Regions from separate parts of the Mus musculus genome. Here regions 2, 3, 4 and 5 are each linked to region 1. A link is a loop called in an ENCODE intact Hi-C map of the cell type or tissue named here. Cell type or tissue: heart. All regions are shown on one strand. Links, peaks and the distances in the headings refer to the core of each region. The heading gives the core; the rest is flanking DNA.

Region 1 (6,444 bases), core at 1,454-5,453:
TTGTTTTGCTCTTGTGTGTTCATCTTTTGGGGAAAGACCTGAAGCTGCCAGCTAGGACAGGTGGCCTCGAGTCAGGGTTGCTGGCAGAGGGTTGCAAAGGTGGAAGGCAGTTTGCCACTGAGCCCACCACAAGCAGAAGGGAAGCCAAGATGGGCGGTGGGGTCTCACTGGCTCTGCCTTTGTGCCTGTTCTTACATGTCTGAGTTCCAAACCGGGGGACGAGCATTTAAGTGTGGTCACCTGAGGAGACTTAGGGTCACATCTGGTTTGTGGTGAGCCAGGGTGTTTGTGAAGCATCCGAAGGAGCTTCCTGGGGGGAGGTGCCAGCCAAGCTGGGTGTGACAGTGACTTGCATCTTTAGGCTTGTATTTTGAAACCACAGGGACAGGGAGGATGGGGACACAGGCCACACACAGCCCAGGATGTGTGGACTTCAACTTCAGGAGGTAAAGGGAAAGTTTCAAGTTGCCATGCATTTCTTCCCATGTGTGATTAATTATTAAGTCAAGTCCATCTTCTGTATAGATGTTATTTGAAGTCAGAAAGTTTCCATCTTTCATCAGACGTTAGTAACATGAGCAAAGGAATTTTCAGTGCCCTGGAATCCATATTCTCCACTAGGTTCATGGATGCGATGGCAATCAGGTTGGTCCCCAAGGAGCCAGGCCATGGGTCAAAGTGGACACGAGTTCCCCAAATACCACGCATGTGCCCAGTTCCCCATCTTAGCATGAGGCAGAAACCCTCCTGGGTACAGCAAGTAAGAAACACCAACCTTGTTACTGGTTAGGCAATGGGGTCCTTCCTGCTCTGCCCACAAGGTGGTTGTGAGCAGGTGAGATGCTCTCCACTGATGGCTGACCCACGAGGCTGGCCTGGTCAAGCCAGAGGCTGTGGAGAGCTGGGATCTGGGTGCTTCAGGCTGCAGAAATGAGAGATTTAGGACTCCAGGTGACCAGGCTGGGGATTCATCACTCTGGGCTTTAGCTCACAGTGGCCTGGGTGACATGTAGGTCCTACTAGTGTGGCCGCCCATCAGCTAGCTGACCCCTTTGCTCTGAATCTTTCCAGTTAGAAGCCATAAGGAAGGAGACACGTCTAGTGTCGGTCTTGACTGTTGTTATTTAATGTTTGGCTGCAGCAGGTGGTGCCCACTCTTCCTGCAGGCCTTGGCTCTCAGGTCCTGGAACCCTGTAAGCGGCACGTCTTGTGTGCACCTTAAAAATCTGACTCCTCAGCTGTTGGCATCAGCCAGGGTCGCATTCTTGTGTAGCCTGGCAAGAATGGAGTCCTCAGTCCTTAACACTGGCTTTGGGTCAAGGTTTGGGACTCTTGGCCCTGCAGACTGTTCTCGGAAACTTTCAGTGACCAGGGTCCATAGTTTTTCTTCCCTGGTTCCTTTCAGGCTTAGTTGCTCCTCAGTCTCCATTCTCCACAGTCTTCGCTTGCTGCTCCCATTTCTGCCCTGGCTGCTCTTGAACTGGTCAGCTGCTCCTTTGGCTCTGCCCCTTCTGCAGCTCAGCCTGTGACAGCTCACCTGCCATGGATGCTTCTGCCCTCACTTGGCTGCCAATTTTTGTTCTGCTCAGCCTGTACCATTGATGGTAGGCAAGGACAGACCACTTTAAAGATGTTTCCTGAGACTAACGCTACGCCAGCAGGGGAGGGGAGCACAGGAGGGCATCTCCCTGCTACTTATGAGTGGAGGCCTGAACAGCCTGCTTTATATATACAGCTTGAGAAAAGCTGTTTGGGCCAAGCATAGCCTTGCCTTGTAGCACAAGCCAGAGTCTGCTAGACCACATCGGGGTGTGCTCCTCCTCTGGCTTAGGTGGGAATGGCTGCAGGGTCATCTAGGGTTCACCCAGCCTCAGGACAGCCCTAGCTCACTGAGGCTGTGCCTCAGCCACTGGGACAATCAGATGTGCCTCACATGGTTTCCTTAAGGTGTCTGTGGAATGTTCCAGATGGCTGGTGCTGACAAGGTAGTTGAGTTGACAGTTTGTTTTTTTTTTTTTTTTTTTTTTTTTGTTCAGAGCAGCCAAGCATACTTCAAAAGCAAACTAGCTAGTTAGGGTGACACATTGCTCCTATCTCAGAGTCTTTAGGTTATTTATAGGAAAATGAGCATGAGTACTTAACACTAATAGTAGTTGGGTTTTTGTTGTTGTTGTTGTTGCTTTGTTTAACAGATTGGTTTCTGTCTCAGTTTGGGTTTTAGTGCTGTGAAGAGACACCATGGCAACTCTTTTTAAATTTTTTTTTTGTTATTTTTAAAATTTATTTTAAAGATTTATTTTTTACTACTATGTACACTGTAGCTGACTTCAGACACACCAGAAGAGGATGTCAGATCTCTTTATGGTGGTTGTGAGCCACCATGTGGTTGCTGGGATTGTAACTCAGGACTTTCCGAAGTCAGTGCTCTTACCCACTGAGCCATCTCACCAGCCCCATGGCAACTCTTACAAAGGAAAACATTTCATTGGGGCTGACTTACAGCATTAGAGGTTTAGTCCATTATCAGCATGGCAGTGTGCAGGCAGACAAAGGTACTGGAGGAGTCAAGAGTTCTACATCTTGATCAGCAGGCTGTGTGCCACACTGAGCATTGCTTGAACAAAGGAGACCTCAAAGCCCGCCTCTACAGTGACACACTTCCTCCAACAAGGCCACGCCTACTCTAGCAAGGCCAACCTCTAACCATGCCTCCTAATAGTGCTACTCCCCATGGGCCAAGCATTCAAACCAATCGATGAGTCTCGGGGGGCCACTCCTATTCAAACCACCAGGGCTTCTTTTGAGACTGGGACTTGTACCTCTGAGTAACTTCAAAACTGGCTATATAGCCTAGAATGGGCCTGAATTTATGCTTCTCCTTCAGCCACCTCTCAAGTGTTTAGGATCAGAGGCACACAGCACCCTCCATGCTTGGGAACTTAGCTCCTGAAGGGGGAACTTAAGAGCCACAGCCAGTGTTACAGCTCAGGCCCAGCATCTGAGACCTTGTAGACTCAACAGCACCCTCAGCACAGCATACCTCCCTGCTTACCCTGTGTGTACTATATTGTACTTGGATAAATAGATAGACAGACAGACAAACAGACAGACAGACATGCTATACATATCCATACACACACTACAAAAATTTTTTAAAAATGAAAAACGGGATAAGCATTTTTTTTTTATCAAAAGATGTACTATGACTACATAAGAACCATCTCTGTCTGACTTAGCACAACCATAGGTTCCCTTCTGAAGAATTCACAGTGAGATAACACTTCTTTTTTTTTTTTTTTTTAACATTTTTTACTTCTTAAAATACTATTGCCAGGAAAGAGAAGTGAACATCTTGCACTGAGGAAAAGCAAGTGAGTTCTAGAATAATCTGGAAGTAGGGCTGCAACCAAGCTTTCCTCTGCCCGTGAGGCCTTCTTGAGCAACAATACAGCCCTGCTAAAGCGTTAAGGGCTAGACACGCCCTCCCAAGGAGACCTCTAGAGGATGCTTTCCCTTCAAGTTGGCAGCATGCAGCTGTGCACCCCAGCACAGTGTTTGCACTTGAGAGACACCAGTTCTTCATCAAGAACTGCATATTATATTAACAAGCAACAGGATTCCAGAGACTAAGAAACCATATCCACCTAGCAGCATGGGTGATAACTCTGGAGATAAGCATGGGTGATAACTCTGTCCAGCAAGGACATTTGGGGGCGTACTCTGGCCATCCTTTATTTGTATGAAGAATTCCATTTGCGCCAATAAGCACAGCTTCTTGGCAGCCACCAGGGGGCACACGTCTGAGCACCAAGGAACGTGAACAGGCCCCTGAGATCTATTTGTCACGTAACCTGCAGAGCAGCAGTGGCTACGGAGGCTGCAGATGATGGTACACTGTTCAGTAGTCCTGGACAAAGTATGGTCTCAGCTTTGACTCTGCTAGCAGTGGAATCTTTTGAGGGAACCAACCTTGTCCTATACGACAAAGACTTTTGCTCTAGGGCGCAGCCCTTCCCTCAAGGCCAACTGCCTTCTTCTGAGGGACGGGGTGTCGTGGGAGGCTATCTTGTTCTGAGGGTTGGCCTGGCATAGGTGGGTGTGGGGAATTGTGTCCTTTTGGAGTCTACAATTCCTGGATTCCAAAGTCAATGCAGTTTAAGGCAATGACTATCTCTGTGCCTCTGACTTTGAAGTGAGGTGTGATTAACTATGCCTGGGTACAGAGGTGAGCTACTGACACAAAGTAACACAGTCACACAATGAAGGCAGAGGCACAAGGCTGTCACCCAACTTTCTTTGTGAGACAAAATGAGGAGTCAGAGCCTTTTAGCAAAAGCAGCTTCTAAGAAGCTCTTGGAAGATATGTAGGGACAGATCAGTATAGCTTCTATATGGGGCTTTTAGAATGAAGGAAACACCTGCCCTTTACTTGACAGTTTATATTCTATATTTTACTTGTGTGTTGGAACCCAGGGCCCGCACCCCCCTCCCGAGCTATGCCCTAGCTCTTTGATTATGTACTGAACAGTCTTAAGGTCTTCTGCATTTGGGGGAGGTGTCTGCTTTCTCTGATCAGGCACGGGTGGGCCTCTGAACCAAGTTTACTGGCTGTGCAGGTTGCTCCCCCTCTGCAGGGTTTGTGGATATACCTATGGTAGCCTTTCTTGGGTCCTTGAGGGGACATCTGTCCAGGTCTGGGGGACAAGGGTAAAGGTCCTCAGACCTCAGTAGCTTCCCATGAGGCCTTGCTGTGGGGGAAGAGGGCTGTGTGGCTCTACCATAGCTGTGGTTGTAGCAAATCACTGCATTCTTGGGCTTCTAACCAGCCACAGGAGCCCACCACCCCTGGGGCCATGATGAGCCATCACCAGTCATTCATCATGTGAACCCTGCCTCCCTGGGGAGTAGAACCAGAACTCTAAAAATGGGCACTGAGCATCATAGGCTGATGTTCCTTCCCTCCAGGGATCGGGAGGTGGGGTTGTGTTTTTTTTTCTCCTGGACCCCAAGATTGCTGTCACCTCTCGAGTAGCTTCGTCCCATCAGTCAGACACTGCTAGCAGGTATCTGCCTCACTGCTCCGACCTTTGTTCTCCCTGTGCTGTCCTGTCCCCCCACCCCCTTTGCAGGCCTGCATGATGCAGGTTCATCTGGCAACAGTCCACCATGTCCGGTGTCTCAGTTCCTCTTATAGCCCATTGGTGGTTCATTTCCCTGTCTCCCCAGCTGTGCCCATGCAATTCCTAATTCCTGTTCTATTCTTTGAAAGGTGCATGCCCTAAGACCATGTACCTGGTCTTTCCGCAGGAGCTCATCCATGCCCTCACTCCTGTGAACCATAAGTTCCTGGGAAGAAGGAATCTTCCTTCTTCCCTTTTCCCTGTGAACCTTGTGTAAAGCTGATTGGAACTTCAAAGGTTGTAGAGAAGCTGAGATGATATAGGTCAAGAGCCCAATTACAATTTATCATGAGCTATCTTCAGCCTCTTTAATAGCCATTCCCTGCCTACCTTGTGTCTGAGCATCCTTGTGATTAATAGGCAAAACCCCTTGAAATGTGTTAACCTCGCTGGGCAGTGGCTTCCACCAACCAAAAAGCTAAACTAAACTCAGCATCTGAGGTCTACAGCGGACTTCCCCAGTTCACTCTCACTTGTGTTGGTTACTTTTTCTTGCTGTGATAAAACACCATGACCAGGATTGACTTAGTCCATCCATGGTGACATGCTTCCTCCAGCAAGGCTCCACTTCTTAACTTCCCCAAACAGCGCCTCCAGCCGAGGACCTGAGCCCATGGGAGACATTTCTTATACAAACCATTACACTTGGGTACTTAACATTTCCATCAATGTATCTGAGAAGCACCTTGATCCATGACTTTAATTCTGTCACTATAAAGACTTTATGAAACTTGGACATTGGGACGTGGAATCCCGAGTGACCTGAGTTCGTGTTCCCAGGCCATGGTCATTCATATTTAGCTTCAGAATAAAAGATCTCTTATCACCTTTGAGGCGAGTGCTGTTTTCAGACACTGCCTCTTTCCGTCTTCCCTCCCTTGTTCACCGTGCTCATTCACCCGGTCACAGCCTCCTGCATCCGTTTTCACACATTCTCTCGCTCCCCGTATTCATTTATTACTTTTCCCTCTGCCCCTCCTCCCACTTGGTCCCTTCCTCCTTCTGTAGCCCCACGACACAGTTATTCCTGAGGAACCTCTGGACATCAGAAAGGGACATGACCCATGTAAGGGACAGCGGGCTGCCCAGAGGACAGCTAGTCTGTCATGTCCATGAAAGTGCCCAGAGGACAGCTAGTCTATCATGTCTAGTGGCACGGGGTACTGAGAGAGAAAGCAGGGGATGGAGAGGCTGTCAATGATGGAGGGTACAGCTTGGAAACCACCCACAGTAGGGACTTTGGCCTTTAGTCAGTAGGGGGTCT
Region 2 (6,444 bases), core at 1,264-5,263, 240 kb after region 1:
CCTGTACACAACCCTCTGTAACTCCAGTTCCAGTGGAGCTGATGCCCTCTTCTGACTTCTGTACATGTGGGGTACAGACATCCATATATATAAAACAAAATAAATATATTAAAAATAATAAATTCAAAATCCATGAGGGTAGGATTCTTGTTTTAGTATTTTTAATAAATGTGTGTGTGTGTGTCCGCGCGCAAACGTGTGTGCATACATATGTGTGTCACTGCACACATGTGGAAGACAACTTTCAGGAGTTGGTTCTCGCTTTTCACTCTGAGTCAAGGTCTCCCTTCTTGTTTCTCTCCTGCACTGCACACTCCAGGCAGCATGGCTTGTGAGATTCCAGGCATTCTTCTGCTTTTGCCTCCCACTCCCCTATAGGAGTCCTGGAATTGTAGATATGTGCCACCGGATCCAGCTAGGACTCAAACTGAGGTCATCCTGTGTGCAAACTTGGGTCAGCTGATGTTCAAATCTAATGCTTTTACTGCTGAGCCATCTCTCCAACTCTGGTCTTTTTTCTTCAAATTATCTAGTAAATTCTGTCCAGCCCTATTTAAAAGAAAAACACCATACTTGGCACCTCAGGAAATACACCAGGCCTTGTGGAACTTCTGTCTTGTGCCGCCTTTGCTTTTGAGGTGGGATATATTTGATTGATGGGTCTTTGTAGAGGCATCGGTAGGAGTTTGGTCTGTATCCTGTTAGGTAGTCCTACCCCAATCAGGAGAGGTTAATCCTCCTGGTAAGCAGGCAAGCCTGGGGAGAAGACTCAGCTACAGTCTCTGCGGAACACGGTCTGCTTCTAAAGCTGCCCTTCATTGAGCATGGAGTTCTTTGGACTCAGAACTTGCCTCATTTTAGGTAGTCATCAGCAAGCAGGTGACCTAGGAATAGAGTGAGGAGACGACCATTCATGTGTCCACCTCAGTCTTATTGAAGGAAGTACTGGAGGTTCTGTCCTCAGGGAGCCTGCAGGCCAACCTAATGGGGAAGAGAAGGAAGGGGAGGGGGAAAGGAGGGGGGAAGGAGAGAAAGAGAGAGAGAGAGAGAGAGAGAGAGAGAGAGAGAGAGAGAGAGAGAGAGAGAGGAAACCTTGATTTCTGTTCAAAGGAAAAAGTCTTATTCTGTATTGAGACAGGAATGACTTTTTGAGAAAATATAGGCAAACTAGGCCTTAAAGGTTCAGGAGTATGTCAAGCTGGGGAGGTGGTGTCAGAGAACACAGCCTATGAAAGGGTCAGAGAGAAAGATCTTGGCTATATGGGGAACTGTTGAGCAGGAGAGAAAAGAAAGCCAGGAATGTTAGGAGGGCAGGACCTGGATTATCTAGAAAGGAATCAATATGGAAATAGGTAGTCTACAGAACTCGTGACTTAGGAAGATACAGAGGACACTGTTATCATTCATTTGGGGCAGTTGTGGTCTTTACCGTTCATCTCCTAAACTTTCTCAGAGTCACTGTCCCTGCCTCAAATGAGCTGTTCTCATTTAGGGACCCAACGCAGACCTTTGGAGGCCCTGCAGTACACACTGGCACAATGTGGGAAGAGACACAGAAAGATGAGCTCAGGGTCTGAAAAGCCCTGGTGTGGATAGAAACACTGCTGCCCAGTGCTGACTGGACACAGACAGTCTAAGCTTGCTACAGTCTGACGGGATGAGACTTTCAACTGCCGCTTAAGTGGCACCAGCAGCTCCGTCCCAGAGCTTTCTGAGTTCTTTCTTTCTTTTTTCTCCTTTTTCTTGATTGCATCCTTCTAGAACTATCTGGATGTCCCTGCAGTTTTACTTGGAAGGGACAGAACAGTTCCGATTTGTGGGTTTTTCTCTCCAAAATCAAGCTCTAACACATGAAACTTGGGCTTTCTTTCTGCCTTTTTTCCCCTGGGATTTTGGGGTTTGGGGGAGTGGGTCGTGGTATTCTGTTTGGGTAGTAAGTAAAATGCATTCTCAGTCTGGTGAGAAATATGTGGGACCATCAACCTAAGCGCTATGAAGCCAAGGCAGGCTTGCTGTTGGCTAGCAATGCCTAACATATATTATCCAGGATTTGGTAAGAGACAGATAAGAACTTTTTAACTGAAAATACCCAAGGGCCCTTGTGTTGGGCTCTGGAAACTGACAAGCTGATGATTTTAAGGCTTTAAACTTGAAACCTAGAATTCTAAGTATCTATGGGGGAATGGGAGAGCTGACAACCTGCGTGAGAGTGAAGCAAATTGCAGCATTTGTAGGCAGAGGCTCAGGTCGTGAGTCAGAAGGGAGCCTGGGGACTCAGAGCGGTGGGCTACTTTTTCTCCAAGAAGCTGAGGCGTTCTAGAACCATCTTCCCCACAGCTCTTACAGCTCAAATGCTATGGCCAGGTAAGTGCTCTGTGGGATCAGAGAGAGCTGCCTGATGCCTCATGCCTGATTGTTTTTGGATTTTTGAGAAAGTCTTACTCTGTAGCCCTGGCTGGATTGCTACTCACTGTATAGTCTGGACTGGCCGTGTGCCCAGGCTAGGTTCAAATTCAGGACCGTCCTTCTGCCATAGCTTCCCAAGTGCTGGGATTACAGGCATGCACTACCACAACTTGTCGATGGCTTTTGACCTGATTCTCTCTACCCAGATTCAAAAGAAATGTCTATGAGCATTTGACCCTAAACCAGCAACAATTCAATAATTCAGTTACACATTCAATATAGGGCAAATGTCAACAATTTCCAAAAACACTTGTGTATGTAAAACCCCACATACATGGAAGAGTTAGATCAGTGGCTTTCAAACATGAAAGAAAATAGCCATCATCAGAGTCCCAGGTGCATGTGTGTCATGATGCCATCCACAAGAGGAACTAAATAAAAGAAAGTTCCCTCGGTGATACCCACGAGTGCTCAGAGGCCCTGGCTTTCTCCCTTTCTTTGTTATTATCTAAGTCATGTGCTTCTTGCCACATTTTGTAAAATTGGTGCTATCATTCTTAGCTTACAGGTGAGAATGAGTGAGGCTTAGAGAAGAATTAAATCAATCAACCTCATTTGGCTATCAAGAAGTGACACAAGAATGTGAACCGGGATCTGTTTCTGCAAGTCCACGTGCTTTCACCAAGGCACACGGGTGCCTCACCCCCCCCCCACAGTCATTCCCCACCCCCAAGTCTGGTTTAGCAAGGCAAGCAACTTTGGGATTTTGCCAGAACTGTTAGTGAAATCCCACTCCTGCTTTGGATCAAGCCCAGATCAGAGTAGAATAAGTCTGCCACCTTGAGGCAGGCCTGAAGGGGAAGGGTGTGCACGAGATTCATGGGCAACTGGGTGGCAAGTCCCTGTGCCTTCAGCCAGCTGTCTGCCGGGCTCTTTGTGGGAGGACAAGCTGCCTCCCACTCATCTCCAGAAATGAAAGAATCTATCATAGACCAACATCAGAAGAGGCCATCTTCATCTTTGTAGGAATAAAATAAAGAAAGAATAGGGAGATGTAATTGTCTTCCCCCTTCCACACCTGAATATTCTAGACATATATTTTGCATGTGGGGTGTATTTGGGTATGACCTATAAAGGTAATTTCTCTCCACTTGCTTGGTTTTGAGTAAGGGGAAGTCATGCTCAGAGATTCTGGTAGCGCATAAATGAAAGCCACGGCGCTGACTTATTGACATTCTGCAGCTATGCCGATCCCACCCTAGGCGTCCCCTCATCAAAAGGCTGTACTTGTAGAGCCAGCACTGACTTATTAATAAAGATCAGGCCTTTATTTGATTATTTATCTAATCAAGATTCATCTTCAGTCTAAGCTCATTAAGCCTGCTGCTAATGGAGTGTGCTTGAGGTGAAATTAACACTCGGTGACAAAGAGACTGAGTCCAGGCTTCAGGGACCAGGACAGAAACAGAGCACAGAGTGAGCTGGGGTGGCCCAGGGGTCGGGCAGAGCATGCGAAGTGTCTGTTCACCAATGAGAACGGGCACATTTCACAAGGTTAGTTTCGACTGTAGTAATTAAATACACTCAGTAGCAGCGCAAAGGTGACAAGAACTCTCATTATCTCAGACAGTCAAGACTTATAAGCACTCTGCTTGTGTCACACTGGGGCAACCTCTCTGAGAGGATTTAAGGTGGAACTCTGACTTAGAATCAAGGTGCTGGCACTTTACCTGCCTCAGCCTGACTCCTACTGACTTCAGTCTAGACTTTTTGCTTCACTCCCTGATCTAACTAGTTGCAACATACACCAGCCCTAAAGCATCTTACCTCTCAGAGAAGGGACTCGCCATCTTCTTACCTTGCAGGTCTCTGCTGCCACACACAAACCCTCTTCTACATGACTTCTTGGCTAGTTCCATTTTCCCTAAGGTGAAGAAGTATCCCACTACCACAGAGTCACATTGAGAGTGGTCCTGGCCATGAACACGAGAACTGTGCTAAGGCCGATGTGACCCTTTCTCCAAAACACAGCAGTGTAGATTCGGCTTCAAAGTAGCCTAAATTACTTCTCAGAGCAGATAGGAGAGAAGGCAGCCAAGCACATCCTGCGTAGATATCTTAATCTCTGGGTTCATGCTGAAAGAATTGGTCAAGTAACGTCAGTAAAGAGGTGGGGGGACCCCTCCAGTCTTTTTTCACCTTCAAAACCTGGCTTAAGACCCACTCATAGTAAATCATGCGGCTCCCATTGCACCCCTAAATTCATTGAGTAGTGTATGGCAGGCTCAACCAAAACCATGTGACCTTTGCCCTTCATGAGTTTACAGGACCAAGAACTGGACAGACAGGGAAGAGTGTCAGGGAGAGCGTGGGGAAGGGACATTTCATACTCATTCATTCATTCCAGACACATGATGTGGGAGGATCTGTGGGAGGAGCTGAAGGCAGGATCAGAGAAGAAGATGACGGAGCAGGTGATAATGAAGGTCTGCCTGATGAATTCAGTGAAGGACAGAGTCTAAGTAGCAGTGAGAAAGAGAGGCAAGGAGACCATGTGAAAAACTTCTCAGCAAATGGAATCTATAATGAAGGCCTTAAGTGTGTCTTAGTTTTCTCTATGTGACTGGTGTTTCTGATCACAGTGGATTGGAAAATCTTATGCAATTGGACTTCAAAGTCCTAACTCTGTACATATTTTATCTGCTCCTTATTTCCATTTGAAGTAGCCCTTAAGATGCCTGCCTGCCTGCCTGCCTGCCTTTCTATTTATTTACATATATGGCCCCTTTCACTCTGTTAACTTCTTGTTTGGAGACAGTGTTTCGTGATGTGGCCCTGGCTGACCTGGCACTTGCTATGTCAACTAGGCTAACCTTGAACTCACAGAGATCTTGCCTGCCTCTACCTCCCCAGTGCTGGGATTAAAGTCATGTGCCACCGTGTTCTGCCTTCACTTCATTAATTTCTCAAGAGCAGGAGCAATAGCCTTGTCAATCTTTCCAAACTCCTTGTCACTTGCCATTATCTTGCCATCAACGAGGAGTTAGTGAGCATCTGCTGAATAAAGCATGGTGTCCAGTAAGGAAGGGGCCCACACATCTCACTTCCCAGTCTTTCTGGTCTCCCTCTAATCCCAAACCTGAAATTTACCAAAGAGCCCTTCTTTTCACATGGAAAAGTATGCATGCAGTGAAGAAGCCAGCCTGCCATGATGAGTCACGGAAGAGAGAGTCCTTGACAGCTGCATGAGTGAACTCATTGCTCACAATGAGGCAGGTGTCTGAGTCATTCAACCAATATCCTTACTGGGAAGGGAATGCTCATTGTGTGAACCAACTTTGCAGGGTCTGCGAGGAATAAATCTTGCCTAAGCAGTAACAGGAAATGTGGCATTACAGTGACATTAAACTTGTCTTTGAAATAGGCAGCAAAAACAAGTCAAGGCCAGAAGCCGGTACTGCCCACAGCCCTAGAAGAGGAGAAGGGTGTCCATTGTGAGACTTCTGCTCCCAAACACCCCATTTCTGTGCTTCACTCTCTTAGGTGGAATTGGCTGTGTGGGCCGAGACAAGGGACAAGTTCGGAAATGCCTTGATGTGGTGGAGATCTACAACCCCGATGGGGACTTCTGGAGGGAAGGCCCGCCTATGCCGAGTCCCCTCCTCTCACTGCGAACCAATTCCACCAGTGCTGGCGCCGTGGACGGGAAGCTCTATGTCTGCGGTGGATTTCATGGAGCAGGTACTGGCCTAGCTGTAAATCTGTCATGGCCCTCTTGGCAGTGACTTTTACCTCCATTACCTGATAGGATGGTCAGTTTCCAGAGCAGTGAGGCACTGGCAAAAGTCTGGCTTTCGGAGCCCAGTGGCCTGGAGCAGTTCCCTACATTCTCTGGGGCTTCACCTCTATGAGATGACAAGGATTCTGTGGGATGAAGTTTGTAACGCATCTAGCCCATGGCAGCCACTCAGCCCATAGTAGTTGAGTATGGGGAGAAAAAAAAAAATAGGAAAGAGGGCAAATTGCTTTAGTAGGACT
Region 3 (6,444 bases), core at 1,079-5,078, 200 kb after region 1:
TCCAGCAATGGCTGTCTCCTAATGGAAAGGCCAAGGGTCTAGTCGTTTTTCAGTCCATGAGACTGGCAGTCTCTGCAGATCTAATCTGGTGCTGGAATTCCAGGGAGGTCCTAAAGCGCTGCACAGTGTTCAGTCCACATTGGACTCCAGAAGACGTGAATTCTAACACCAGTGAAGGAAGTGCTGAGGAGAGATGAGCTTGCCAGTGAGAGTGAGGGCAGGCAGACAGAAAGCACAAGCTCCCTTCTTCCTGTCCTTCTATGTGGGCTGCCACCACGTGTGGCCCAGATTTACAGTAGATCTTCTGACTTCAAGTGATCCAGATTTAGGGTGGTTTTCCCACCGCAAATAAGAAAACTAACTCTCTCTCTCTCTCTCTCTCTCTCTCTCTCTCTCTCTCTCTCTCTCTCTCTCTCTGTCTCGGATATGGGCAGCTGCTTGGGTTTCAGTCACTTCCAAATGTAGTCAAGTTGACAACCAAGATTAGCCATCACAAGCACCAAGTGCTCTTAACCATGAGCCAGTCCACAGGTGTCTTAGTTAGGGTTGCTAGTGCTGCAACAAAACACCACGAGCATTTTCTTGCAGAAGCAAAGGGTTTACTTGGGTCACACTTCTACATTGTAGTTCACCAAAGAAAGTAAAAGAACTCAAACAGGGCAGGAACCTGAAGTCAAGAGCTGATACAGAGGCCATGGAGGGGTGCTGCTTATTGGCCTGTTCAGCCTGCTTACTTATAGGACCCAGGACTATCCTCCTAGGAATGGCACCACCCACAGTGGACTGGGCCCTCTCCCTTGATCACTAATTGAGAAAATGCCTTACAGCTGGATCTCATGGAGTCATTTCCTCAACTGAGGCTCCTTCCTCTCTGATGGTTCTAACTTGTCTCAAGTTCACACAGAAACCAATAGCATTTCCAAGGAGGAGGAAGCACCCATAGCTGGGAAAGGGCCTGGAAGGAAGTGAGCACAGAGGCAGGGAGGGAGGTTGGGAGCTACAGTCATGACCTCCACAGGTGCAGCTCACACATTTTAAACTTAGCAGCAAAGAGGAAAAGCAGGCAAAGGTGCTAAAGGGGGCAGGAAAGGGAACAAAAATGTTTGCAATTTCTTAAACTATGAAAATTTAAACAGCTCTGTATAAAAGTAGAAGACAGGGGAAATTCAGATGTTACATTATCTGCTATCTCACCAGATTATAATCTTCAAGGAGCTGTGTCTGTTTTGTCCACAGCTGGGCAGCATCTAGCTTTACCTGACACAGGATGGGTGTTCAGTCCATGTGCAGGAGGTCTAGAGGAATGGGAAGCAGATGGCTCTTCCAAGGCCAAAGTCAAAGTACTCTGCCAGGCTAGACTCAGAACTGAAGAGGGAGCTCAGAAAGAAGGTGGGGGCAGTAGGCTGTCCTGGTGGAACAGCCCTTCCTGTGTGATTTGGCATACAAGATCCTCTCCCACTGAGTATTAGCAAGTGGAAAAAAGGCTGAATCGTGACGCAGAAAGAATCTTTTGGAAGAGAAGACTCATGGGCAAGAAGGCAAAACAGGAAAGCAAACGATTTAGTTTGTCAGGGAAATTTATTTCTCACAGTTCTGGAAGCTAGGAATTCTGAAATCAAAGGGCCCACATATTTGGACTTTTACCTATTATAACATGGAGGAAAAAAGCAAAACACTTGAGACAGGGAGAATCAGGTAGAATTCCAGCAATAACAAACTTACTTCCTTGAAATGGACCTGGCCCATTCATGATGGTGGTACCCTTGTGATCTAGTAAAGATTCCACCTCCCAATAGCTTCACAGTGGCAAGTAAATCTAAAACGAGCATTAGAGGGAACATCCAAATCACAGCAGCCTATGTGCCAGCCATTTGCTGATCCCTAGGAATGATGCAGTAATGAGTGAGGTCACTCTGCCGAGGAGAAGCTCACTGTCCAGCAGGATAGAGACCTGAGACCCCTGTGGTACCATTGGCTAAAGCCATTTCCCAGTGAGGAGACAGTTGAAGTGCTCCAGGGGTATGGGGGAAGCACCAGCATTCTGCTGGAAGTGTGTTTTGGTGAAGATACAAAGTGGCCCAGGAAATAATGATGGAATCCCTAACTACAGATATTCATTTACTCCACAGCTTACCAAGCATCTACTCTGCACCAGGCTCTGTGCTTGGCTTGAAAGCAGAGCTATACACACTCCTTGCCCTCATATCATTTGTAGACAGAAGCCATTAGCTGCATACATGCATCACAAATGCAACACTAAACTGGAAAACAACTAGAAAGGAAAGATACATGGCATTATGAAAAGCAAAAATAAATGTTTGAGTTACAGAGTGTGACTGGCACACAAGGTTACCTACTTATAAGATATAAATATATCTGGTGGTTTAAATATGCTTGGCCCAGGGAGTGGCACTATTACAAGGTGTAGCCTTGTTGGAGTAGGTGTGGCCTTGTTGGAGGAAGTGTGTCACTGTGGGAGTGGGCGATGAGACCCTCCTCCTAGCTGTATGAGAGCCAGTCTTCAACTAGCAGCCTTCAAATGAAGATGTAGAACTCTCAGCTCCTCCTGCACCATGTCTGCCTGGATACTGCCATGTTCCCATCTTGATGATAATGGACTGGACTCCTGAATCTGGAGGCCAGCCCCAATTAAATGTTGGCCTTATAAGAGTTGCCTTGGTCGTGGTGTCTCTTCACAGAAATAAAACCCTAACTAAGGCAATAGTGTATCCCCCTTCTTTGGAACAGACAAAAAGAAAGTATTTGCTATCCAGGATAAACTAAATTCCACAATCTGCTCTCTGGCAGCTACATTTTGTCATGCAACTCAGAGTCAATGATACACAGTAACTCATCTTGTGTACTCACAGGTATCCTCTTACAGAGAAAGGTTTGCTATCCCCTCTTCATCACTGCTTGGAGATAGTGGTGAGCTATCTCGGGACAAGTGGACAAGGGCAAAATCTGAGGAAAGGTAGATTAAGAGAGGAGGAGGAGGAGGGGTGGCTGGCAGCTAGAGCCACTTTAGCAGCTTTGAATAGCTCCCAGTCAGGCAAGTTTGTATTAAAAATTCACTTCTGTGTCTTAGCTCTCATTCTAATGATTTGTAAGAAAGGTCAAACAATATATAGGATCACTGGATTATCGCTTACTAATGTAACAAATAATATCAACTCATCATGCTTGTGTTGAGAAACTACTTGGAACTGCACTGAATCAGAGCCTGCGTATTCATATACATGGGACTTGGGGATTTCATGGCTGAGGAAAATGAAATAGCCCCAAACAAGAGAAATCTGGTTTCCAGAAGGTTTTGTGATTAACTTGTATGTAGCCTCAGATGCCCTCAGCATGGAAAGGCTGTCTGAATAGACTGTGCTCACAGGAATGGAACAGTGGGGCTTAGTAAACTGGTAATAACTCTATTCTCTGAGCCTCCCTGTGATAAATTCCTAAAATGGAAAAGCCAACAAAAGAAGTATGGTCCATATCTAGCTCACAGTTGGATGAAATGGATTATGAATAGGAGATAGCTTTCTGTTCCATTTTCAAGATCTTTCTGAAGATCAAGCACAATTTTATTAAAGTCTGAGAGACAAATAAAAGAACAGGCAAGCTGAAAGTCTTGGCAACTACCGGGAAGAGGAGATAAGGAGAAACCCGTGCCTTTTAAGTTAGGCGAGGAGGTCAGGAGGACAGTACAAAAGCCCAGACGTCAGAGAAGCGTGCTTAATATTGCTGAGTCACGGATCTGAGTTCAAGGGACAACTGATTCCAGACTCTTTGTGTCCCAAGGCAAAGGAAGGTTAGCACTAGAGACATGTGGTTAGACATAGTTTATTAAGAAAGGGAAAGCACTCTGAAGAATAAGAGTAGAGGAAAACCACAAAAGCCTGTCTTCAAGATCTTTAGCAATGAGTTTGATTTAGAATCGCATGCCTGTCAGAGGAAGATGACTTGGTGTGACTTTATAGCTTATTATGTACTTTCATGCTCACTAGCAGGACTATTTCATCATCTCACCAGCTTTCTATGTAAATAGACCCATTACTGTCTGCCTGTTCTACTGCAGGAATATAAGTGCTTTGCAGAAAACAAGGCTTCGGGGGACAGGATCAGGACACTGGGTGTGCAGGCATACCTTCTTGCATGTAAGCACTTTGTCTTACAGCCATTTGATGCTGCCCTGAGCTGAGCACATGCATGTTGCAGGGGTGAAGAGGACAGAGGTCCTGGCGTATGAGTGCTTTCACAGCTGCTGTGTCATAGTTCAGATCTGGAATGTTCTCCAAGGCTTATATGCTCAAGCTTCACTCCAAGCTTGCTGCAATCAGAAGGCAATGGGGACTTTACGAGGTAGGGCCTAGGATGAGGTCTCCAGATCGCTAGGGGTGTGTCCTCAAAGTCATTTGTAGGACCTCGGTCTCTTCCTGCCATTCTTCTACTCCCAGACCATAAAACAAGTACTCTTATTGCACTCACGTACTTCTGCCCTAATGTACCTCTCTCTGCAGGCTCAGTAGCAATGAGGCCAGTTGATCATGAACTGCAATCTATAAAACTATGAACCAAAATGAACCCTTTTCCTTTATAAGCTGATTTTCTCGGGCATTTGTTAAAGTGACAGAAAACTGACTAGCATGGAGGGGGGCAGGTATGCAGTGAGTGTTGCCCATTGCCACAGTACAAGGCCAAGCACGGAGAGCACGACACGCCAGGCACAGATGGGAATGTTCTGTGCTTTTTAGACAAGAATCAACAAGGACAGAAAAGAAAGAAGAAAGGAAGGAAGGGAGGAAGAGAAAGAAGGGAAGGAGAGAAAACATTGCAACTGTTCCACTATCACACCTGCACCTCAAGCTGCCTGTGTACATGTGTTCACACACATGCACACACACAAACACACACACAGACATACACAAACACACAGACACATACACACACATACACACATTCACACACACATACATACACACTCACACACATACACACACATACATACACAAACACACAGACACACACACTCACACACCCCCACATACATACACATATACGCACACTCAATAAACACACAAACACACAGAGACATAGACACACACACAAACATACACACAAGACATACACACACACACACATACACACATGAGGCCAACCAAGGACCAAGTTCAAGCTGCAGAGCCCTTAGTGTTTGATGTATCGATGTTTGTTAAATATTAACACTCATCATTTGGCAAACAAGATTTCTAAATCAACTAAAGTCACCTAGGGATAAAATGAAGGCTCTAAATTGGCCCCTGGACTCAAAGCTCTGATTTTTCACAGAACTCACTTTCTCCTGAAACAAATATAAAAGGTAAACTAAAATGACCAGTGAGAAAATTAAAGAAGGCTTCAAGACAAGATTCCTTGGCTTCACACTGACATCCTGTAAAGAAAACTAAAAGGAGGGACAGAAATCACTGTAGATGGCTCTAAATGGAGCTGTAGATCTGTGAGAAACGGAGAGAAATTTCCTCAAATAACTAAAACATGAACTATAAGATACTGACATATGTGAGAATAATATTAAAATGTTCTAAGGGAGACTTGAGGCCAGGGGATGATGAGTCTGGGGACAGTCATGAATGCATAGTGAGTTCTCTCAAAAATGAAAAATCCAATTAAATATGCATACATTAAATACATAGAGTAATATTGAGTCTTAAAACATGAAAATTTTCATAGATGATATATGAACTTTAAGGGCAGTATTCAATAAATTAGTAACAAAAGACAAATATATGTTTCTGCTTATGTAAAGTATATAAAAGGTAAATTTATACAAGCAGAAAATAGTCTAGAGATGATTGGATATTTGGGAAAGAAGAAAAATGAGGCATTACTTTCTAATGACTGTCATGATTTTAAAATATAGAAATGGAAGTGGTGATGGCAGTTGTATTAGTCAGCTTCCAGTTACTATAACGAAATATCTGAGATGATTAACTTATAAAGAAAAGAAAGATTTTCTTTCAAGCAGGAACGGTTCCAAACTGAGCCCATTGTTTTGGACCTCTAGTAGGCAAACTGAAGTAGGAGAGGAAGAGAACCAACTGAGCTCCTGTTGACTCTATCAGAGGCATGCCCTCCAGTAATCTAAGGACTTATCAGGTCTCCCGCCCTAAGGGTCAAACACCTCCAAATAGCATCATTCTGGAACTCACCGGTTCAACATGCAAACTTCTGGGGGAAAATCAACATCCAAACTATAGTAAGTTATAGTTTATATATTGATATATAAATATATTTAGTGATGCTAGATTGAACACTTAAAATGACTAGGTGGTAAAATCTATGTTAAACATATTTTACCACAAAGATTTTTTTAAAAGGAAAAATATGAGTGTGCACCAGAATGATCCAACCTGAGAAAGACTTATTTCTATGACCCCCAAAGCTTTGGGG
Region 4 (6,444 bases), core at 1,358-5,357, 280 kb after region 1:
TACAGCCAATGTAGGCACATCCCTGACTAGCTTACGAATGAATGAGCCTCAGACTATGGTTATTTATTTGGCTTTGGCACTACTAGGGGTCACCCCTGATCTTTCCTAACTGCTGGCCTGGCTGCCTCCCCAGCAGTGTACCCCAAATACTTGCTGTTTCTCCTGGCCTTTTACCTCTTTCCTCGTGGTCTCTCCTCTCTTCCTCTCCTTCTCCACCTCAACCTGGTAACTCAAAACCCACCTACCTCTAATCCCTCCAGTAATTGATGGTTGCCAATTTTATTTAACCAATAGTTTTAAGTTAAGGAACAAGGTTTGCACAACAAAGGCTCATAAATGTGAGAAGCCACTTGTAGGTGTGGACCTTCACATACAGAAAGATCGTAGCATTACAATACGTAACAATAGACCAAACCTCAACACAATTATGTTTCTGTAAGAGCAGAGACTTTAGCCTGGAGAGTTGGTTAAGAGTACTTCTGTTCTTGTTGAAAGCCTGGGTTTGAGTTCCACAGAGCAGCTCACAATCATCTGTAACTTTAGTTCCAGGGGATCCAATACCTCTTTCTGACCTCCACAGGCACCAGGCACATACGTGGTGTATAACGCACATAAAAATAATGAAATAAATAGATCTTTAAAAGTTAGAAAAAGAGCAGAAGTTCTGTGTGTTTCTGTGTATGGTGATACATGCCTTTAATGTCAGCATTCAGGAGACAAGGGCGGGTGCAACCCTGAGAGTCTGAGACCAGCCTGGTCTGCATAGCGGGTTCCAGGATAGGTAGGGCTCAGGGCGAGAGAGAGAGAGAGAGAGAGAGAGAGAGAGAGAGAGAGAGAGAGAGAGAGAGAGAGAGAGACCCTGTCTCAAGAAAGAAGACAAGAAAGAAAGCAAGGCAGGAAGGAAAGAAGGAGAAAAGAGAAAGGAAGGAAAGGAAAAGATGAAAGACAAGTTTTAAATGAACCAAAAACCTATGTAACTTTAATTTTTTCAAATCCTATATTTAATGATGGTTCTTAAGCACTTTTACCTCCCTTGTAGCCCACCACCCACCAGAGGTAGTGAGGAAAATAAGGATACTGGAGAAGTGTACTTGATTAGAAAGTTTCTTTGGAGCAACTCCCATCTGTGTTGTCTGGACACGAGCAGTTCAGTTCACAGTTTAACAGGCACTGGCAGCTCAGTCCACTTGCAAAGACCTCATGGATACAGCAGTCCAGTTCAGTGGAGTCAGGTTAGCAGCAGCAGTGAGGGACACGACCTAGCAAAGACAGCCAGGCCTCAGCCTCAGCAGGAGGGACCAGGAGGAACAGCAGAAGAAGTTCTTAGCTGTGCCTCTCTCAGGGAAGAGAAGATCAGTGAAGATGTGAGACCCAGAAGCATTGCACAGCTAGTTGTACCAGCAAGCCAAGCTCTCTCTCCATCACTCTGCTGAGTCCTGTTTATGCCCTCCAAACATCACGTGTCCTCCACGTGCCCTGCCTCAGCACATGCATCCAGTCAGTCCGAGCGCTTGGAAGCGGCAACAGACTGCAGCACACCACCAGAAGTTTTTTGGTGTGTTCCTCCCTATGGAGTCCTGACAAATGGAGCTCAACTACACAATGTAAGGTGGACCAATACATGCATGTTGTTAGCAAAGAATCCTTCATCACATATCCTTTCACGTGCTTGCTTTAGCAGAACATCCTCTCTCCTGTGTCTGCTTCAGGGAAACGTTTCTTCCCGAGTCTGCCTTAGTCTTTCACCCGTGTCCACTTCAGGAAAACACTCCTTCACATGTTTGCCCCAGCAAAACACGATCCAACACAAATGACTCTCCAAAGAAGCCTTAAAGTTTCCACTTCAAACCTACACTTCCTAACACACAGTACACAGGCTTGCATCTGGACTGAGGTGTTGTTTCAGGCACTGAAAACTAAAACCGGTGTGATGAATGCAGATGAACTGACAGAGTTTTGTGTGTTTAGAACCAGGACTGCCATGAGGCCACAGTGCCACACACGTGAACACTGCCAGAATGCCTTGGCTACAACACAATGTTTGATTTTGAACTAATTTCTAGTCTGTGGGCATTTATAAAACTTTTGTTGCTGCCAACATTTTCACAATTGGCACATGTGGAGTCATGACCTACAGTCTAAGAACTGCTTCCACACTTCATGTATGAGCACACGGTAAACACTACGCGTGCTCACACAGAGCAGAGCCTTCTTTGCATAGTTTACATCCAGGGTTAATTGAGTTCACAGATGCAGAATCAGTGTATGTGCACGTGGAGGGCCGATGTGTTCATGGTCTTTGGCATGTACCAGGCACTGCTCTTGGAGATCACCTATGATAACATGCAGTCATTCATATGACCCCTGAGTCCATCCTCTGGGGCCAACATTACGGAGAATGAAAAAGAGGCACAGAGCAAGGATGCTTTGTCCCGAGTCACCCACTCTCCAAAGGGAAGAATCACCAAATATGTCTGTCTACTCTAGTTCTGCATTATTTAGGCTCTTTCAGTAGAAGCCACACATACTTCCTCAAGCGTCTTTGTGCACTGGATTGGAAGAATGCCTAGGCACAGGGATCCAGGTATGAAAAGCACAACCCACCAGGCCTCAGGACAGACTAGAACAGTTCCTGATCTCCATGTTCCACGCACACCAGAGGCCTAGCCCATCTTTCCAGAGTTCACAGCTTGTGCCCCTCACTCCTTGCTCCTCACACTTCTCCTTCTGCTGACTTCTGCCTGGTGGTCTCAGGTCTTCTGTTGTCAACTAAGTCCTGTCTGCATCTGTGGGGGATCTCTAGTGGGAGCCCAATCTCTTGAGTGAGAAGGGGTAATATGCCTGCCTGTCTGGACCCCACACCCTGGGGAACTGAGGCTCCACAGAGCTTGTCCTACATGCATTCCTACGGACGGTTTATGCGCTTCATTCTCCCTGTATTGTACATAATCCGTTTTGAACCTTCGGGCCTTGATGTACACCAGGGGTCAGCGACTTTTTAAAAGGGCCAATCTGGAGAGTCAGAATTCTCAGTCACACATGACTCGACTCACCCCCTCCAGGTTAAAATCTCAGAAAGAATGAATGTGGTAGACCCACCCCACTTCCTGTACTGTTCCTTAGTGCTCAGGCTGCAAATCAGTTCTCTGTACCCTTGAATGCATACTCAACCATGGCTGCGTGGAGGAACACATGACCACCAGGATGCCCTTCTAAGAAAAGGCAGTCTGCCCCAGAAACCAGCTGTGGATTGACAGATGTGCACTGAACCCCATTGTCCAACAACAACAAAAAAAAGGGATTTATAGCAGATGTACAGACTAGTAAGTGGAAGAACAAGAGACTGGACAAATGCTTGGAAATTAAATAGTTCCATTTTTTTGAAAAGTATTCATGGTGGGAGTGTAGCTCAACACCTAGCATGTGAGGCCCTGGACTCTAAGAATTCCCACACCAGTGGCAGAATATTAAATGAGTAAATGACTAAATAAAGCAGGCAAGCCTGCATTTTGAATTTTTGCTTTTATCGCCACCTGCTGGCCAGAACCAGTATTACGCTAAAGTTCTGTCAAAAAAGATTTCCTTTTTATACTGAAAGAACTTTTTTTTTTCTAAGAAAGCCTGTGGTTCCTTTAATTAAAAATAATAATATTATTTTAAAATTAACATTTTAGTCATAAGATAATTGTGTAAAAATTTGTTTATAGTTCATATATTTTACATGAAAACATTTTAGAAAAGCAAAGTTAGGATTTTTATAAAAAGACTAAAAGACGGGTATTTTAAAATATCCTTACATAATTAAAGAATGTGGAAAAATCAACATGAGAATATTAGGAGAATGAATAGATGTATCAGCAGTTAAGAGCACTCACAGCCCTTGCAGAGGACCTGAGTTCAGTTCCAAACACCCTGCAGACAGCTCACACCCACCTGTAACTTCATCTTTGGGAATCTGATGGTCTTATCTATGCGCACACATGTGTCTCACTCACACACATATAGATAAATAAAAGTAAACTGTTTTAAAAAAAATCAACCAAACAAAAAGCCTAGACAGTAAAGATAGACGCCTGACTTTGGAGGGAAGCCTGCCCGTTCCACTTCCACTGCATGACCCTGAGAGCTATGCCCCATCTCTGCCTCTGGGGCATTGTTACATCCCTGCACAGAGCCCTGCCAAGTGTGGCTGCGGCTCTCTTCTTCTACCTGCCTCTGGAAGTCACTGCAACTCTCCACTGCAGGATTGTGGGCCCCTGCCGTCATCCTTAAGGAACAGTGTGGCATCTGTGACAGGTCTAACCCTACCCACATCCTGGCTAAGTGTCGGTATCTGTCCAACTGCATGCCCAGGGAAGGCGATGGCTGTATCAAGGTCACACTACTCAGACTGTGCTTCCGCCCGTGCACACAGAAATCAAGACAACTCCATGGCATCAGAACATCCTTCCACCCTGACAACAGCCGCGTATTCTGTCGGTACTTGATACAATAAATAATTTAAAGGTGTTTCGATTTTCATTTTATGTGTATTATGAGTCTACTTGTATGTACATGGACCACATATGTGTCTGATGTCCCCAGAAGCCAAAGGAGGGTGTCAGATCCTCTGGAACTAGAATTACAGATGGCTGAGCTCTCGAGTGTGGGTATTGGAAACTGAAATTGGGTCCTCTGCGAGAGCTGTTCATAACTGCTGAGCCATCTCTCCAGCCGTACTCTCAGGACACGTGTCTCTCACAGTCCTAAACTACCACCATATTCATTGGTTTGTTGATTAACCCTTGGCTCTCAAAGAGGATGCGGTTGGAGAGAGTGACGACAGCCTCTGAGCTTAACACTGCCATGGTTTTGGTTTTTTGTTTGTTTGTTTTTTGTTTTTGTCTTCTTACTTTGCTGTCTTTCAGATCGACATGAGGTTATCTCCAAAGAGATTCTGGAGCTGGACCCTTGGGAGAACCAGTGGAACGTTGTGGCCATCAATGTCCTCATGCACGACAGCTATGACGTCTGTCTGGTAGCTAGGATGAACCCCCGAGACCTCATCCCACCACCCTCTGATCTGATCGAGGAAGATGGTGACCACAGAGGGCAAAGATGAGGAACTCGAAGCTGGAGGAGCTACAGCTAAAGGAGCCATGGCCTGGCAGCGATGCTTGGGCTGCTCAGAATGCAAAGCAGGGCATAGGCATAGTGTGTGGTGCTGACATTCTTATCGCATGCATAGCAGACCCTGTGCAAAGTGGCACTGAGCGGTGGTGGGGCGGGGTCGGGGGGAGGGGTGGTTCAGGGTCTTCCCTCAGGGGCATCCCAGCATGGTAAAATAGATGTGGCAGAGCAGGGCAGACAGTGAGGATTCATGGGGGTAGGACAGAGTGCAGAGGAGGGCAGCACCCTGCTCTGCTGGGACTCAAGAGTACTGCCAAGCAGGCCCATGGGTGCTTTTTTTGATGATGAGGTTGGGAGAAAGGACAGTCAAAGGTTGTAAAGTAGGAAAGCTGGTGTGTGTCTGTGTGTGTGTCTAGTCCAGCCTGCCACAGAGCTTACACACAGGATTTGCTGCTGAGAGAAAGGTAACAACTAGGTGTCCAATGCCTGAAAGAGGAAGGAGCATAGGCCTGGGCCTGGGTAGAGGAGCCATCGCTCTCAGAGCTTTGCCCCAGCTCAGTCTGTCTGTTAGAATAGCCTGAAGGGCATACATATAGCAGCAGAGCTCACTGCGGCCCTGCTTGTGACCAAACGCTCACGCCTAGAACCCTATTGCCATGGGCCACAGTGAGCAGAGTATTCCTGGACACAGAGGGGCCCCCTTGGGCTTAATACTGAGTGCGTAGACTGAGCTTGCTCTCAGCTGTACAGACCTTCCTTGGATGGAGCTGAATGCAGCATGTCTAAACACGGGAACCCACAGTAGGCTGTGAATGAGGAGGGAAGAGGCATATTGGCTACCTGATGCCTCCTTCAGACCCCTGCCCTGGCTGGGAAAGGGAGGGGGAGCTTCTCCCAGCCCAGGCATGGTACAGTGAGCTCTCCCCAGAGAGCTCTGCAATTAGGGGTATCTGCAATTTTGTGTGGAAATCTATCCATTTTGCTTCCACTCATATTTCTGGATGCACAGCTGATCCATTACGTGACTGTTCTCTAACATCACAAAAGCTTCCATGTAAGCAGTGTGGACACTCTGGGATCTTCCCAGAGGCCAGCAGACCCTGCACAGACACAGCTCTTTATCAATGTGCACTCTCCAAGTTCCAACCTCTCCTTCACAGGAGAGGAGGACTCGATCAAACCAGAGCCACTGACACCAAGGTGTTCTGCCCCCTGTCCCTGCACAGATGTACCCCCAGAATGCTACACTCTTAGAGGCACGGGCCACGTCTGTCTCTCTAAGGTTACCCCCTGAGTCCTATCATAGTAGCTGACACATGGATGGAGTTTCGGGTG
Region 5 (6,444 bases), core at 1,373-5,372, 270 kb after region 1:
GACTTCCAGCTCCTATTTTACCCACAAATCGTGGTGTTATTAACGACATAATTCTTGCTTAGGCTTTGCTAATTCTGAGGTTGATAATTCTCCTTTAGGAGCTGCACAGCACTCAGAACTGTGCATACTGGTTTGTGATTGTACAAATTCAGTATGGGCACCGCTTGGTGCAGAGATACTTACTGCAAGGGAAGGTCCGGCTTGACCATTTCTGAGTTTCCTGTGAGATAAACCCGGTTTGAAAGAGGTTGGTACCAAATTTTGGTTAAAAATAAAAAATATTCTCCGGCTCTACCTCGCCTCCCCAAAAGGTACCAAGAGCCACATGTGTGGGTTTTACCCACGGGAGGAATCGGGTCCATGTCCACCCAAGCCAAGGTTAAAAGCCCACTCATCTACGGATGAGAAAATCATTTGATCACCTCAGTTAAGCGTTGCCTTATTTAACTTAATTAATAGGGGGGAGAGAGATTGGAGACGTACTATTGAAAGGGCAAGCCCTTCACTGCCTCCCACCCAAATAAAAAGGCCAATTGGCCTTGTACTACAAGAGCCGGTCACTCCTTCTCCCTGTTTCCCACCTATCATCCAAAAAAGCGGAGAAATATCAACTTAGTGTTATTATAGTGTATTTCACATTTGTTCAGTCAAACTTAGCCAAAGTTCCAACGCCCTACTTAAAATTCAACTAGAAAGTTACCTACCAAGTACTAATTAGCATTATAAAGTCAGAGCCTACAGCTCCAGGCTTTTCAGTTAGTTGTTCACTAAGATAAGAAAGGACAGTCTTAAGCCAGATACAGTTTACCATAAGAAAGGTTATAGAATCCCAGTGAAGCAAGTTTTTTTTTAGCCCTAGATTCCAGGCAGAACTATTGAGCATAGATAATTTTCCCCCCTCAGGCCAGCTTTTTCTTTTTTTTTTAATTTTGTTAATAAAAGGGAGGAGATGTAGTCTCCCCTCCCCCAGCCTGAAACCTGCTTGCTCGGGGTGGAGCTTCCTGCTCATTCGTTCTGCCACGCCCACTGCTGGAACCTGAGGAGCCACACACGTGCACCTTTCTACTGGACCAGAGATTATTCGGCGGGAATCGGGTCCCCTCCCCCTTCCTTCATAACTGGTGTCGCAACAATAAAATTTGAGCCTTGATCAGAGTAACTGTCTTGGCTACATTTCTTCTTTTGCCCCGTCTAGATTCCTCTCTTACAGCTCGAGCGGCCTTCTCAGTCGAACCGTTCACGTTGCGAGCTGCTGGCGGCCGCAACAGAGAGAGAATCTGAAAAGAACAGGGGAGGGAAAAAGCATGCCCAAAATATATTATATGAAAAAATTTTAAGAGAAAATGTGTATGGAAATGCAAGAGACCTTTATAATAAGAGCCAAACACTCACTTCAAAGCTATGACAGTCCAGACTGTGGGGTGCCAGCAAATCACAGGAATGGCTCAGTGGGAGATCCCTGAGCGGTCAGAAGTGACCTCTTTCTATTATAGTCACTTGCTTCTCTACAAAGCTCCACAGATAGCTTAATTGGGAAAGGATCTTTCACCATCAAATTGTACAGGAATGGTTGGGTAGCCACAGGCAAAAGAGTGAGCGTATCTCACACCGTGTACAAAGATGGGCTCAAAGGATTAAAACCCTGTAAATATAAAACTACAAAGTCTTAGAAGGAAATGTGGACATCGCTGTGGCTTTGGATCGCACGACGAGCAGGCAAGTCACTCTGAGAGCATTGTTTAAGAAGACATCTGACAGCTGAGGGAAAAACTGCAGATCCTGTACCCGACAAATAAAAGGCATGTCTAGACAGCAGAAAGAAAACTTCTAAGTCAATAACAAAAAGATAGCGTGCTAACTTTTTTATATACTTTTTATTAGGTATTTTCCTCATTTACATTTCCAATGCTATCCCAAGCGCGCTAACTTTTAAAAATTCTTTTATTTTTTTGAGATTATAATATAATTGCATCATTTTCCCTGCCCCTTCCTCCCACCAACCCTCTCACATACCTTTCCTAAATGCATAAACACACGCTGGTCACTGTTATTTGTGTGGATGTTTGCAGGGCTGACCAACTGGTGTGCTCTCCCTGGGGAAGACTTTCTCCCGCTCCCAGCATTCCTCAGTTGCCTGTAGCTCTTTGTGTAGGGAGGGACTCACCCACTTTTTAATAGACAAAGATCCCGGATAGACATTTCTCCAGTAGGGGCTGGGAATTTATCTCAGTGGTAGAGCACTTGCCTAACAAGGGCAAGGCCCTGGGTTCAGTCCTCAGCTCAGGGTGGGGGCAGGGAAGACAGCAAAATGACATTTCTCCTATAAATGTAAACCAGTGGTCAAGTGCTGGACATTATCAAATCACAATGAGGTCACACCTTGTCCCCACTAGAGTGACTGTCACAAAAAGCAATCACACGTGTTGACAAGGAAAAACTGGGGAAGTCAGAATCCTTGTACACTGCTGTGAGGGCTTACATGTGAAGCTGCTGTGTAACACAGCCTGTATTTCCTCAAAGGGTTAAACCTCCAGTGGCCCCTGGATCACACATAAGGGACTCGAGCTCCATCTATACACACAAGTCCATAAAGGAGTGTCCACACAGCGGTGTTGTAACAGCCCAGAGATGGAAACAACCCATGTGAATGGATAAACTGGTGAATAGATAAAAAGTTCTGTACTCAAATAGCAGAAGACCACTCGGCAATAGAGTGGGGTGTTGATGTGTACCCTAACATAAGTGAATCATGAAAGCAGTACTCTGAGAGTGAAGGTGGTCTCCAGAGATCATCTGATCCATGACTCCACCCATAGGAAATGTCCAGGAAAGGCAGAAATGGGTTTGCAGGGGGATCAGGGGTCAAAGGAAGGGAGAGGGGGAAGTGACCCTCACTGTCTCCCTATAGGTACTTCAGTTCAATTCTTCCTTAGTGTCAGACCCGGAAGCAGACCACCAAAGCAGGACAATGGTAGTTGTTACTTCTTCCTTTAAAAGCAGGATTAGTGCATGTAATTCATATGACGTTTACTCCCTGTATGTGAAAAAAGCGGGGGTTTTGCATATTCACAAAATTTGTGTGGCACCCTGCCGGGTACTTTCACAACATCATGAGCCCCCAAATAAGCCATGCACTTTGCATGGGAAGAGGCAGAAATCGCATCCCAGAAATGAAGACTTTAGTGGTAGAGGACACCTAGTGGCCAACACCCACTCCAGCTATCAGAATTCCCCAAGAGATGAGAACACTGTCACCTTAGGAATTACTGTTGATTCCTTTGCCCATGTTTGGTACCCAAGAACCCTGCTTTTCAAAGGAGCTCATGGGGATTGAACCGACGGCATCTTTGTAAAAACCTTGAGCTCTTAAAAGACATGGAATTCATTTTGGCAAGGTTTTCTGGTACAGGACCGGTGGTCCCTACTATAGCGCAGATACTAATATGCAACCTGCAGCTACTCTCTCCCTCAGCACTACAAGGGAACGCTGCAGGCATGTTAGGAAGCAGGACCTGCCACCTCTCCAGTTCAGCCCATCCCTGGATGCCTAGATCCCACCCAGAGCCTGAGCCTGAGATGCTCTGCTTTCAGCTCGCCAGGGTATCCTTACCCTCAGCTTCAGCTTCCCAGGATCCCAGCAACGCTCCCACCTCGTTCTCATTCCTTCCACATCCTTCCTTCCTTCACTGGGGACTAGAGAGGTTTCCTGATTCCCTTATCTGCCCAGAAGAACTCTTTTTATATCCGTCTGTCCCCCTCCAGCACAGCCTAGCCTAGGCTTAGTGGTGGCACTATGACAGAGGACAGACCCAAATCAACGGGCAGAAAATGCACTGGCAAGTACCTCATGAGTTCCCCGACTCTCAGGTGCAGTGTAAGACTGATGCTGGTGTTGACTGAGCCTACAGCAGCATTGGGCACTGTGCACAAGTTTGTTCATTTATTCCCACAACAGCCTACAAGGCAGATACTGGTATCACTCTTACTCATGCAGAAACTGATCACGGGAGGTCACACCAAGGGTAAATATTGAATTTGGGATTCAGAGTCACATACAGAGTCTGGCCCCAAAGTCTGCTTTCTAAATAGTAGGCCAGCCTGTCAGATTAAAGTATAGAATTTGAGATGGAGGCTGAACATCAATATATCATTTTAAAGATCTTTAAAGATTACATTTTTGTATTTGCTTGCTGTGTGTGTTATGTGTGTGTTATGCAGAGATCAGAGGACAACTTTCAGGAATCAGTTCTCTCCTTAACCATGCAGGCCCTAAGGATGAAACTCAAGTTCCCAGGCTTGGTGGCAAGTACCTTTATCCACTGAGCAATCTTACCACCTCTAAAAAGACTTTAAATTATTGTAATATGCTGCTGGGGTTGAGAATTAAAACCCTGGATGGTGCCTGTTGGGTTTCATTCATTTAAAATATTTTTACTAAATGCAATTAGGTGATAAGCTCTTATTAGCTGCAGCCCTGAAGGACTTAACTTAAAGCCAAGTAAGGAAGCTGCTAACTGCTTCGAACGGAGCATGCTCCTTAGAAGTGGATATGCAGAGGAACTTCAAGGGGAACTCAGGGTACCTTACTATTGTCAAAGCCTATGAGCTATGAAGGACTTTCATGGGGTCACACCCAACATATAACCAAACTTCTGAACGTGAAAAGCCAAGAAACACCGTAGAAGAAGCAAGGGAAATAAAACAGATAATGTGTGATAGGACAGATATCAAAATGGCCGGATTTCTCAAGCCAAGGATGGGACAAGATTCCCAAAGGACTAAAGAAAAGTAAATATCTGAAAACTGTAGGCAGCAAAGATGCTGCTTAGGAACCAGGGCAAAGCCAAGCCACTCCCCACAGGAAGGAAACAGAACTTGTAACAGACCTGTCCTTGAAAAGAAAGTTCCTAAAGAAGAAAAACAACTGATGCCACAGAGAAACACGGAGGGCCAGGCACCTGCCTGGCATGGCAAGGCCTGATTCCAGCCCCCAAATTATAGGGGAACATGGCTGAGAATCCAGGAACTTAGGGGGGTCACAAAGAGACACAAACAGTAAATATCTGGGCATGTGTAGTGGGCAGTTTTTCTCCCTTTCAATAATTTGAAATAAAATAATTTAAAATATCCCCATCTTCCTCTCCATGAGGAGGAAAGGGACTTGCATAGTAAAAAGATTCTTATACTTCACTTAAAGTGGCAATTTGTTCTGCAGAATGGCCAACTGTGTACAGCAAAGCATGTATAATGAGCCTTACAGTAGCTACTAAAATATGACCAAAAACTATGCAAAAACATGGAATTTAAAACTTCGAGATAACTTGAAAATGGAAATTGAAAATATTCACACAGTCTAAAAACAAAGATAAATAAAAGGATAAAAAGGAATTTTAAATGAATTAGACCTAAACTCAAGTCCATTAATATTACAACAAAAAATAATAGTCTAAACCAGGGATTTGAAAACTGCAGCCTAATCCTGGTAGATCTAGTTCACTGTGTTTTATAAATAAAATTCACTAGAAAATGCATCTATTTACTTACATATGTTTCTGGTTATTCTCTTGTCTGTGAGCTAACTAAATTAACTAAAAGACAAATATTGTTAAGACTAAATAAACTGCATCTAACTGTATGGTGTCTAAAAGTCAGATTGATGCTGGCTGTGATGGGGCACACCTGTAACCTCAACACCCTGAGGCTGAGACAGAGGATTGTGTGTCTAAGCTAGCCTGGGCTACAGGTGAGATCCTGCCCCAAAACAAGAAAGGAAACTGAATCTAAACGTAACTGCATAGGTGCTTAAAAGTCAAAGGACGAGCCAGGTGTGGTAGCACATGACTTTCATCCCAGCACTCAGGAAGCAGAGGCTGGTGGATCTCTGTAAATTCCAGGATGCCAGGGCTACACAGAGAAACCATTTCTCTAAAAAACAAACAAACAAGCAGACAAACAAACAAACAAAAACGGGACTGGGGATCAGTGCTGCACTTGGGAGATGGAGGTGGTAAAGTCTGGGTTCACCACCATCCTCAAGCTACACAGAGAGCTTGAAATCCTGGGCTTCATGAGGCTCTGTCCCAAACACACAGTGGGGATCAGGGGCACTGCTGAAGAGATGGCTTTGTGGCCATAAGGCTAACAAAACGTGTTGAAGATCTGTATCTGGGAAGAGCTAAACAAATGAGCTTCCAGCTTTATGAGTTGGAAGACTTATGGTAAAGTTGCTGATTCCTCCCAAATTGACCTAAAGATTTAACTCACTTCTAATCAAAATCTTGTTCAGACTGCTTGTGCATGTAGACAAGTTTATTCTCAGATTTCTATGGGAAACAACAGAAGCTAGAAGAGTGAAAACTATTTTCAAACCAAAACAATAAGGCAAGGGTGGTCATCTTATAAATTGAAGACTCTGTATAAAGCCCACCTTAACCCAGTGGGATC

Evidence for each region. Peaks named below come from ENCODE experiments on the same cell type or tissue, not always from the same donor. Only the 100,000 strongest peaks of a DNase experiment are listed, where the experiment ranks them.
Region 2: a loop joins it to region 1, with 8 times the contacts of the local background. A loop is called at or near these places in 14 of 42 quality-filtered maps.
Region 3: it touches region 1 in a loop (2.5-fold over the local background); 6 of 42 quality-filtered maps call a loop at or near these places.
Region 4: it touches region 1 in a loop (4-fold over the local background); 23 of 42 quality-filtered maps call a loop at or near these places.
Region 5: it touches region 1 in a loop (2.7-fold over the local background); 20 of 42 quality-filtered maps call a loop at or near these places.

Annotation. Positions count from the first base shown.
Region 1 is chr6:88,829,028-88,835,471 of GRCm38, reverse strand. No RefSeq gene overlaps it. Among named protein-coding and RNA genes, the nearest start is that of Abtb1, 9.7 kb to the left of the region's middle. In heart, for the core only: a CTCF peak has its summit at 3,785 (motif pointing right); DNase peaks (open chromatin) are centred at 1,681, 2,656 and 5,141; H3K27ac peaks cover 1,163 bases.
Region 2 is chr6:88,586,483-88,592,926 of GRCm38, reverse strand. Kbtbd12 (kelch repeat and BTB (POZ) domain containing 12) reads left to right here. Exons shown (of 6, transcript NM_001278671.2): 5 at 5,950-6,147. Among named protein-coding and RNA genes, the nearest start is that of Kbtbd12, 38 kb to the left of the region's middle. In heart, for the core only: a CTCF peak has its summit at 3,248 (motif pointing left); a DNase peak (open chromatin) is centred at 3,256; H3K27me3 peaks cover 655 bases.
Region 3 is chr6:88,628,763-88,635,206 of GRCm38, reverse strand. No RefSeq gene overlaps it. Among named protein-coding and RNA genes, the nearest start is that of Kbtbd12, 4.6 kb to the right of the region's middle. In heart, for the core only: no CTCF peak of the experiment used is centred there; no DNase peak of the experiment used is centred there.
Region 4 is chr6:88,546,379-88,552,822 of GRCm38, reverse strand. It overlaps Kbtbd12 (kelch repeat and BTB (POZ) domain containing 12), which reads left to right. Exons shown (of 6, transcript NM_001278671.2): 6 at 4,908-6,444. The coding sequence ends at 5,101. Among named protein-coding and RNA genes, the nearest start is that of Sec61a1, 31 kb to the right of the region's middle. In heart, for the core only: a CTCF peak has its summit at 3,542 (motif pointing left); no DNase peak of the experiment used is centred there; H3K27me3 peaks cover 1,040 bases.
Region 5 is chr6:88,561,972-88,568,415 of GRCm38, reverse strand. The region is part of intron 5 of Kbtbd12 (kelch repeat and BTB (POZ) domain containing 12); the gene reads left to right. Among named protein-coding and RNA genes, the nearest start is that of Sec61a1, 46 kb to the right of the region's middle. In heart, for the core only: a CTCF peak has its summit at 3,197; no DNase peak of the experiment used is centred there; H3K4me3 peaks cover 128 bases; H3K27me3 peaks cover 2,215 bases.